Linked DNA regions of Mus musculus: region 2 is linked to region 1. The links are chromatin contacts, found by POLR2A ChIA-PET in ENCODE. All regions are on one chromosome and are shown on one strand. The core of a region is the stretch at or near the end of the contact, and the rest is flanking DNA. Distances in the headings are between cores, read along the strand shown.

Evidence for each region. ChIA-PET counts read pairs that join two places held with the same protein, here RNA polymerase II (POLR2A).
Region 2: POLR2A ChIA-PET joins it to region 1 with 16 read pairs in embryonic stem cell. The contact joins the promoter of Parp3 here to the promoter of Wdr82 in region 1. POLR2A ChIA-PET finds 5 or more read pairs at or near these places in 4 of 5 experiments (Patski and embryonic stem cell).

The regions. Positions count from the first base shown.
Region 1 is chr9:106,167,731-106,172,843 of GRCm38, forward strand. It overlaps Wdr82 (WD repeat domain containing 82), which reads left to right and starts at 3,199. Exons shown (of 9, transcript NM_029896.1): 1 at 3,199-3,649. The coding sequence starts at 3,489.
Region 2 is chr9:106,472,869-106,478,334 of GRCm38, forward strand. It overlaps Parp3 (poly (ADP-ribose) polymerase family, member 3), which reads right to left and starts at 4,081. Exons shown (of 11, transcript NM_145619.3): 1 at 3,625-4,081; 2 at 2,931-3,114; 3 at 2,155-2,280; 4 at 1,812-2,000; 5 at 1,529-1,652; 6 at 1,190-1,416; 7 at 813-965; 8 at 565-651; 9 at 161-338. The coding sequence starts at 3,107. It overlaps Rrp9 (RRP9, small subunit (SSU) processome component, homolog (yeast)), which reads left to right and starts at 4,441. Exons shown (of 15, transcript NM_145620.4): 1 at 4,441-4,566; 2 at 4,803-4,885. The coding sequence starts at 4,480.

The DNA of each region.
Region 1 (5,113 bases), core at 1,949-4,448:
AAGTCACCACTGGGTTCATTGTGTTTTAACATCCCAGCTTTCTTCAGGTGCAGTTACTCTTTACACACACACACACACACACACACACACACACACACACACCCTCTTTTAAAAGGCCTAAAGAAGCCACCTGACTCTAATTATCCCAAGGCTCTAAGGAAGCCCTGCTGGGCACTTTAGCTCAGAGTGTACCTCAATTAGAATTTGTAAGAAAAAAAAAATGGAGAGGTGGCACGTGTCTCTGGAGGCTGGACCTGGGCACCTGGGCAACAGGCCATGTGCTTAGTCCCTTTTCTGTTTTGTTTGCTTTTTAGATTTTTTTTTTAAGTAGTCTTATTATGGATCATAGATTGTTCTCCAGAGAGTCCTGTCTAGTTGCTGAGTGCTGGGATTCCGTGTGTATTCTACTACACCCAGTGCTGATCTTGGCTTGTTTCACCTTAAAAAAAAAAAAAAAAAAAAGTATTTATTTTATGTATGTGAGTACACTGTCAATGTCTTCAGACACACCAGAAGAGGGCATTGGATCCTGTTACAGATGGTTGTGAGTCACCATGAGGTTGCTGGGAATTGAACTCAGGACCTCTAGAAGAACAGTTGAGGCTCTTAACCCCTGATCCATCCTGTTTATGTCATCTTTAAAAGCAAAAACAAAGCCCACTCTACAGCCCTGGCTGGCTCCCACCTCCCTAGTATGAGAAGTGGGAGCCACCACACAAAACCTGGAGCGTTTTTTTTTTGTTTTGTTTTGTTTTCTTGGTTTTTGTTTTGTTTTGTTTTTTTAAGTGACACAGTCCACTCCTAACTCCAGCTTTCCCTCTGCCCTGGAACTAGCTAACCATTTTGGGTCACTTTCAAAGTCTATCCTTTAAGGCAGTGATAATACTGGACTAGAAGCCAGGCAAGCCCACTATAGCAGATCAGGGAGCCGAACCAGCAAGTGAATCCAAGTGACCATCGAAAAATATGAAAAAAATTACTTTTTTTTTTCCATTTTAAAAACAGGATGCGGGCTGGTGAGATGGCTCAGTGGGTAAGAGCACCCGACTGCTCTTCCAAAGGTCTGGAGTTCAAATCCCAGCAACCACATGGTGGCTAACAACCATCTGTAACGAGATCTGACTCCCTCTTCTGGAGTGTCTGAAGACAGCTACAGTGTACTTACATACAATAAATAAATAAATCTTTAAAAAAAAAAAAAAAAAAAAAACAGGATGCTAAATCTTGGGAGGGAGCTTTAACAGTGAAGTCTAAAGAAGGTACAGGGTATAGTTTTTTGTTTGTTTTAAACATTTATTTATTTTTACTATATGTAAGTACACTGTAGTTGTTTTCAGACACTCCAGAAGAGGGAGTCAGATCTCATTACGGATGGTTGTGAGCCACCATGTGGTTGCTGGGATTTGAACTTTGGACCTTCAGAAGAGCAGTTGGGTGCTCTTACCAACTGAGCCATCTCACCAGCCCCAGGGTATAGTTTTGAAAGATACCTTTCAAGGCTTTTTTTTTTTTTTTTTTTTTTGGTAGAGAACATTTTGGTAAATTAAGACTGTTGTTACAGTCAAATTTGTATGTTAAAACAGACCCCTCCAAACACACACACACACATACACTGGCATCTCCTGGGTATATTTGCTTCCCAAATGCTGATATAAAAGAACAGCTTTGCCCAGGAATTAGGAGTCAATTTACCCTTAATAACAGGTTCTACCTAGAAGAAATTACACAAATTTGTAGTCACAGAACAGCACCCCCCCAAAACAAATTCAGTATGTTGATCAATTATATTTGTGAAAATATCAAGTAGATGGGCCACACAGCAAAGCTGTATAGTAGGGAAATTATAGATTTCAGGTGATGTTACAGCCATCTTAGCTTTAGGGTGAATGAAGCTAAACTGAATGATGTCTCTCGAGAAATTTATTAGGAGAATGTTGGAAGTTAGAGTAAATGGCTATTTAAAGTCTAAAGCAAGGCCACCTTAGAAGGCTCAGAAGGTAAAAGCATGTGTGCACGCACTCACAGACACACACACACACTAGTTTTTAAAGAGGCCTAAAATAGTTCCAGATCCTTTGCCTACATTTGATGTCTCCACAATTGCGATGTTGTAGTCAGCCAGTCTGCAGGATCTTTATTGTAGATGCTCTTCAGAAAACTTCAGTTCCCACAGCAAGTCGGGCACATGGCACCAGATCTGTCCTTGCTATCTCAAGCTCCATAGCAGCCTGGATCACCTGGATCACCTAAACTCAAAGGCAATCACTGGGGATTGAGTGCAACCACCTGTGGAAGGTTTTTCTAGAACAGATTTGCAATTTGGAAAGTTGCCATCCATTCAGGTTTCACTCAAACTGGTTCCTTCCCTTCCTCACACCCCGGAACAGATTGTAGCCAGGAACTCTGCCCTTTGTCAGGAGACAACTGCAGTACAAACTTACAATCTTGTCGTTTTCCCTCAGCCAACCACTTCCAGTTCTATCTAGCTACCTTTTTTCTTTAACCTAAGAACCTGAGATGCAACCCCCCCGCACATTTTTCAAGAAGGCTCCATTTTTTTCTCGTGTTCCATTTCGTCGTTTGTCAACCCAGGTTATAAGGGACTCTGGTTGTCATGCCTTTGCAATCACCTGCCAGTGAGTGAAATGTCCCTTCCTAAGGTTCCCCCTCCTCCCGCACTAGAAGTTAGGGATCTTCATGCGCTTCGACTCTCATTAAATTTTAAAAGAAGTTCCAAGCTTCTGAAGTTTAATATAAACCCAGTTGAAAATGCCACTTAAAACTTCGTGCAAGTGTATGTTGTACATCACTCAACTAACAAATCGAAGCCTCCTGGCTCGGCCGTGCAGTGGTTAAGTCAGTCGGTGATGGGTTCACCTGATTCACACCCACACACGAGCAGGCCTCTCCGCCAGGTCCTGCGGCCTCAGAGACACCAGCGTCTCCCCGGGGCTTGAGAGCACCCACAAAGGCACTAGCCCCGAGGCGACCTCAAGTCCTGCCCTCGAGAGAGAGGGTTTAGATGCTCCACGCCCGCAGGTTCACACCCCAGAACCGCGGGCTCCAGCTCCGGGGCCTCAGCAACGGGAGGCCGCCCCGCTGACGTCATCGTCCCGCCCCCCCTCCCCCAGCTCGCGCCTCCGTTCCCTCCCCGCCCCCTTTCCCGGCGTCCGCCGCGACACAAGCTCCTCGCCCTCTGATTTTGCTTCTCCCTTCAAGATGGCGGACACAATGAGCCGGCGGAGCGCCGGTTGGCCCTGAATTGACTCCGGAGAAGAACGGTCAGCGAGGTCCCGTCGTCCGGGCGAGAGAGCGTCGCCTGAGGAAGAGGACGCGGCAGCCCCACTGTCAGCCGTCCTTCGGTTCGTCTCCAGCGCGGCGCCCGCACCGCCGGGGTTGGCCCTGAGCAGCCCGCCCGATCGCTCGCCTCTCGGCCCCGCCCCGGCCCTGCGCCGCCGCTGCCTTCAGCAGCAGCAGCCGCCGCCGCCATGAAGCTGACCGACAGCGTGCTCCGGAGCTTCCGCGTCGCCAAGGTGTTCCGCGAGAACTCAGACAAGATCAACTGCTTTGACTTTAGTCCCAATGGCGAGACGGTCATCTCTAGCAGCGATGATGACTCCATCGTGCTCTATGACTGCCAGGAGGGCAAGTGAGTGTGATAGTGGCCGAGTTCCAAGTGCCCCTCTCCTTCCCTCTGTCGCTGGTCCCCGACTGAGCCCCCACCCCCAACCCCAGGCATGTGGTGCAGGCGCTCTTGCCAGGGCCACCTCCATCCCGCAGTGCTGCAGGAGATCCTCTTTAAGATGATGATGGTTCTTAGTTCATGTGTCTTTGCTCTCTTCCGAGCGCGCTTTTCCCGCTTGCCAAACCCCACCTTGACCTTGACCTTTAAACGCCATGTCCCTGCACCCTGCAGCCGGACGGATAGCCCTTTCCACTCCCCTGGCGACTGTCAGAATGTGCGGGTGGACTCTGAGCTCGATGCAGAACGGCAGGAGCTGTGTTCTGTCCATCAGTGGCGTCCAGCTCTCTGCCTTCACAGCAGTGACCTGGATTCAGCCCTGGCACGGTGCCCGCCCCCTACCCCTCAGCTTCCCGCGCGGCTTTTCTGCAATCAAGCCCCGCGGGATGCAGTTTTTAAGCTGTCAGGATTTATCGATTGTGCCCATGTGAGCTTGCTGTCCTTTCCCAGTACCAATACCCAGGCTTACAGTTAACTTACTAAACAGACTCTTGGAAACTTTTCTTTGCCAGACTCCTGAGAACTTGGCCGCCCCATTCTGGTCAGAATGTGAGCTCTCTTTAAAACAAAGAAAGCATTCCGGAACAATTTAGTGTTTCCTTTTGCATTACAAAAAAAACCCAAGTTTGGCCGCTTAGCCAGTAATCTCAGCATTTGGGCGATAGAGGCAGTCAGACCCTGAGTTCTGGACTTCATAGCAGAGAGACCCTGACTCAAAACAGTTAAAAAACAAAAAACAATAACCGCCAGATTGTGGTTTGCTTATAGTTATCAAAGTTTTGGAATTCTGGAACTGGTTATGGAAATTATGTTAGTTGGAGAACTTGTGTATCTTTGCCGTTTTCATAGCCTGGGTGTGAGGAAGACATTGCCTGTCTCATCTCTGGAAGTTCAAATCCTCGATAAGTAAGCAGTGACCTCTTTTGTAGCAGAAACTAGTTTAGGCTAAATTTGATTCCCTTTGTCAACTTCAGCTTCCTTCCTAAGCAGGAGGTGTTTAGTTTAATAGCTACTGTTTTCGACATTATGTTAAAGTTACCTGTTTTTGAATCCTTGGCTTTTTCTCTCCTTTTTGCAGCTGTTCTCTTTGTTTATTATTTTTTTCAAATAATAGTTTTCTTTTGGAACTTGTCTCTGAGTTTATCTAAAGTAAAGCTATTGTAGAATGAGCTGTATATGATATTGTCCTTGATGGGTTTCCTCGCTGGAGCTCCAACAAAGTATTACGTAACTGTCGTTGGACTTGAGCTTGCTGTATGTGGGAGAGTTTCCTACAGTGGTGATCCTGGGGAAGAGAAAATTACTAACTGGACAAATAGTTATTTGAATTGATGTTCATATTTGTGTATTGATTATTATCATACACTGGTC
Region 2 (5,466 bases), core at 2,831-5,330, 310 kb after region 1:
CCTATCTGCCTCCCCTCTTCTAGGACGACACATCCCCAACTGCCAGGTGCTTCTTCAGAGTCCCGGAGCCCTGGGACACCTCACTGTGTCAGTAAAGCGCTCAGTCTCTGTCTTGGGGAGCCCCCATCCCCACCCAGGTTTTCACCCAGGGGTGCCTCACCATAGCCAGCTGACTTGCTGTTCTCAGAGGCAAAATAAATACCCTTGCCAACACGACCACCCGAGTGTGGCATGATTCGGAGCCCACTGGTGAGGATGGCAGCCACCACGGCCACATTGGTGCCGTGCCACAGCAGCCTCCGATTGCCCAGTTTGGAGTGGGCCTGGAACCTGTCTCCCTGAGTGGGGGAAGGTAGAAAATGGCAGCAACATGCCTCGAGAGGGTTCAGGTGTTCCTCCCTCTTCTTGGGTGACCGATGCCTAGGGCCCCATGGGTCCCTGGCATACGCTTGACCTGGAAACTGGTCAAGGTTGTTAAACCAGCTTAGCAAGGGGCGGATAAGTAAATGCTCCCCACCACCCCCAAGGGACAGGGTGGTGATACAGGGGCTGACTCTCCCTCACCTCCCCTTCTCGGTTCACTTTCCAAACATGCCGCAGGTCTGGGCACCTGTAGCTGTTGCCAGTCTGTTTCAGGTAGGTCTGTATTGCCTGTGGAGAAGAAAGGCCAGTGGCCAAAGGTGGGAGACTTGTGGACTAGTGTCCTTGTGGTCTTCCTGCTCCAGAGCGCTCCTTGGGTCAGGGCACATGGGAGGGAATGCTGCAAGCCAGGGGCTCCCAGGGTACCTCCAGGGCAGGTGTTCAGAGTTCACCTTGTACTCGGACTCCCCGGAGTCCAGCAGTTGAAGCTGGCACCTGAGGAGCTGGTAGTCTCGATCCAGTGGGTGTGGCACCTCTTCCACTTTCTCCTCCTCCTCCCCAGGGGCTGCCTGCAAGGTCTGCGCCAACTCGATGTCCGCTAGCACCTAAGATAACGGGCACTGGACCTTGTCTGCCCTGTGGGCTTCCACTTCTGCCCCAGCCCCTCCCATGTGACAGACACCCCACTGCCTATTCCATCTCCTCCCCATCTCTCTGTCCAGCTCTCTCCTCTCTTGGCTCTCAGCCTGTCCCTCTGGACCACGTGGCCATGTGCCCCTCTCCTCTTTGCCCAGGCTGCCTGGTATTCTCTGGGCTGGCCAGCCCTCACCAGCAGCATGTCCTTCTTGGCCTGAAGCACATCAGGGGAGTTGATGGGCGGGGGTCGGCTGCGGCCGAAGTTGTGTGGGATGACAGTGTAGAAGCAGGAGGAGAGCTCTTCCAGGCTCTGGCCATCCCCTGTGGGGTTTTTCATGGCCTCCTCTAGAGCTTCCAAGGCCTCGAAGCCACGGGCAATCTGCTGCTTGGTCAGCTTTCCCAAGGGCATCTTCTTCACATCTGGGGGATGAAGGGACGAGCTGAGCCCTGTAGCCCCTGAGATCAGGGGTGGGGGTGGGGGTGGGGGTGGGGGTCAGGGGTAGCTGCCACCCTGCAGAGAGCTCCTCCTCACCCAGGTTCATGAGGGTCATTGCATTCTTGAACATCTCTTTGCTGAAGATGTTGGTGATAAGGTTCTGGGTGGCAGGGTCTAGGGAGCAGGGCTTGACCACGGTCCTCACAGGGCCGCTGTACACCTGGGGAGATAAGGCCTGCTCGGGCAGCAGCCATTAGGCAGAATGCCCACACAGGGAGCAGGGCCTCGGCTGAGACCAGAGAGGGAGGATGGGACTGGAGGATGGGCTGGCAGGCAGTCCCTCCCCTCTACCCCCTGCTGCCCCCTGCTGCCCCATCACCTTCACTACAGCCTCTTGGCTCTCTGCTTCTCCCTGGACTTCTATAAGTGTGTACTTGTTGGGCTGGGCCACAAAACGGTCCCGCTCCTCCCATTTGTTTTTAGTCTTCTCCCAAAATTTCTTCTTAAAGTCCTTCTTTGCATCTTCCAGGCAGGTGAAGTGGTTCATCTTGCTCTGGCCCACCTCTCCCTGCAAGGGACAACTTTCAGGGGTGTGTCCACCAGCAAGATTTGCTGGTCTCTGGGCTGGGCCCTCCAAACAGCTGCAGACGAAGCCAGCTCTTTGGATGCCCAAGGGGGGGAGGGGGGATGGGGGAGGGCAGCCCGGGCGATGGCTCGCTCACCACGCGGCCCCAGCGATTCCAGCAGAAGAAGCGACTACCCTCCTCCAGCAGTTGGATAATATAGAACTTGTTGTTGTTGTTGCCGATGTTGGTCTGGTTCAGGGTACAGTCATAGTCCTCGTGGACCTGTGTAGGGTGAGTCCGTGGGGCGTGGGCTGGGTGTGTACACCAGGGAACATCATGGGGGGGGCCTTGTCTTTGGCACTTGGGTGTCTCTGCCCTTGGGGGGCAGGGTCACAGTCTGACTGGATGTGATGAAGCCCTGCTGTGGGCTTGGGAATTTGGAGAGGATGCAGCTGCTTCCTGGGTGGGGGAATCTGAAAAAAGACCTGGCTCTGCCCTGAGGGCTCAGTTTGAGGGAACACGGAAGAGGGTCCCGGGGGAAATTGAGTCAGGCCCCTTCCTTGAGTGTGATGCACCCTAGTGTCTGATGGTCAGACATGGTACACCTTGACCCAATGGAATAACAGCCCACCTTGGCAGTCTTCAGAAGACAGGTACGCAATCCCTGGCTAGAACAGAGAACCCAAGGAGGAGAAAGAAGGCTGTGGTCTGCCAGGCGGTGGTGGCCCACGCCTTTAATCCCAGCACTTGGGAGACAGAGACAGGCGGATTTCTGAATTCGAGGCCAGAGGCCAGCCTGGTCTACAAAATGAGTTCCAGGACAGCCAGGGCCATACAGAGAAACCCTGTCTTGAAAAACAACAACACAACAAAACAAGCAAACAAAAACAAACAAACAAAAAGGCTGCGGTCTGAACATGGCTTCAGCTCACCTGTATCCCGGGGTTCCGGCTGAATGGACATGAGGGGTCCACACGGATGACCCGATTATCAGCAGGTGCTGCTCTGAGAGCCTCGGCAGTGGACCGGAAGCTGTCCTCCTCCTCTGTCCCTTGTCGCCGCTTCTTGGAGCCCTCAGTCTGCACAGAGGCCTTTCGTTTTGGAGCCATGGTTCTCCTGGGGCAAGAGGTAGGGAGCGTTCAGATTTGCCCTTTAGGAGGCTGGCCTCCTACTCCTTGGTTTACATATCCCCATCTCCAAACCTGCACTTTGTACCTCAGAGATGCAGAAGCTTAGAGCCCGTCAGTTCTGCCCACCCTGGAGTTAGGAAGCAGTTGGCTCGAGGTGTTCCCCGAGGCAGCAGAAAAAGTGAAAGCCGGCTCACCCCACCCACGCTGGGGCCCTTCCCCTTCTAGAACATTTCCTCCTCCTGTCAGTCATCTGGCTAGGTTGCTGGGCTGAATCATCTGAGCTACAGGGGAAGGACCCTATAAGTTGCCCTTCTGCAGCTGGATCTACCTCTCTAGAGCTTAGGACCAAGTGGTGTAGCCTTTTGCTAACAGTCCTGAGTTCTGGGGTGCCAGCCAAAGTTTCAGGCTTTCAAGTGCCAGAGAGAGCAAGAGCCACTTTAACCTCACCCTTCCCTGCCCTGCAGAGGACTCTAGGGCAGGGCCAAAGGACACTCACCCAAATGAAACAGGACCCTGGAAGAGGTGGCTGTTATCCAGCCCGGTATCAGGAATGCTGAATGTGCCTCCTAAGAAACAAGTTCCAAGTCTGGGATCCCATCTAGCGACCCTTCGTGAGCCTTCAGCTAGTTTTTGGTAGGGATTTCCCAGCAATCACGTGAGGAGGGGAAAGAGCTTGGGGGTGGTGTAGAATTCCAGCTTTTGGCCGCTAGTGGGGTGAGTCAGAGGCTGGGTAGGCTGAGGTTGGTGGCCAGTCCCAGAGATGAAATGACAGTAATGTAGACGTATCCAAAGCCGCTCGGACTGACTGGCCCCTCATGCAGCTTTGACTAGGCACATACAGCATATATCCATTATTTGCCCGGTGATTTTGGCTCTGGGTTCGGATGCTGTCTCCTCTCCAGAGCTGCCTGAATTCCATTCCTTAAGTTTTAGAGTCTGGTTGTATTAGCTTCAATCGCTGTTCCAGCGGAAAAATCACAGAACCCCGCACCTCTGGCTCCACCTTGTGGCCATAAGACGCAAGCACCGCATGCCCTCCTGGCCCCACCCCTCCCTGCTAGTCAGGCGTTAGCAGAGCGCAAGCGCCACAGGCCCAGGCCGGAAATCGCAAGAGAGACTTGCTTCCTACTCCAGGCTGGCGCCGGAGCCTATAGGAGCTCTTGAAGGCGTGTCCAGCTGCGTCGGTCCAATAGACGTTTGGGGGCGTGGCAGGATCTTCTCAAGGGCCCAATGGAGCTGCGGAAGGTGGGGCCCGCTGCGCCGTGGGAACCTATCAGGGCTCCGGGTCTTGCCATGCGGCTGGGGTTTAGCAGCCATGTGAGTTCTTCGGGGTAGCGGCACCTTGAACAGTATGTCGACCGCCGTGGCAACTCGTAAGCGGGCAAAGCCAGCTCCCGGGCCCGGGGCGGCTCCGGTGGCCGGCAAGCGGCGGCGAAAGGTGAGCATGGTGTACTCTTGGGCGCGACCGATCTAGCTCCTGGGAGAGCCATCGTTCCATCCCAGGGCCCCCATCGGGGCAAGTATCTTTGCCAAGGGCTCCGTCAGAAGGAAGCCTACATCTCTTTTCTTCTATCCACCAAATCCTGGGAAACCTTCTACTTGGCCAGGGCCAGGTGCTACTTGCCTCTCTCAGTCCTGGGCCTCGTGACCAAGAGAGGATCGTTTGATTTCCAGGTAGACTCTGCTGCGGACAGGGGCAAGTCCAAGGGTGGCGGCAAAATGAATGAAGAGATTTCCAGCGATTCTGAGAGCGAGAGGTGAGTTTTTACCGGGAGGAAGGATAAACGGAGGCTCGTGGTGACTAGAAGACTCAGTGCGACTGGCAACAGAGCTGGGTGTTTGGCTCGAGATCCTGGGTCTACCCTCCAGTTTCCGGCAGTGAGATATCGTCGTTTATCTCTGATGTGTCTATGGGGAAGACGCTGGGCTCCTGTGGGAGGGAGAGCTTGGGACCTTTTTTCGCTTTATGACATGGAGGCAGGCACAGGTCTGGATTGATTGAGAGGCAAGGAGAGAACGGTACAGAACACATCCTCCTGTTCTTAATTCCATCTTCACACAGTACCACAACGACTGGTGTCCTTGGGCACCTTTTTGAGATGAGGTCTCTGTTGTTTTGCCCAAGGTGGCCTTGATCTCCTGGGTTCGAATGATCCTAGGCTTCAGCTTTGTACTGTCACATATGTAGCCTTCCTAACATTAGGGTCTTGTTTCACTGTTGCGAACACGGGTGAGCAGGCAAGTGGAGAGAGGCCGTGTCAGTGTCTGCAGGTGTGTATCTTGGAGACATGTGTTGTGAGAACAGAAGAAGCCTTTTAAAAAGTTGAGCCTGGAGAGA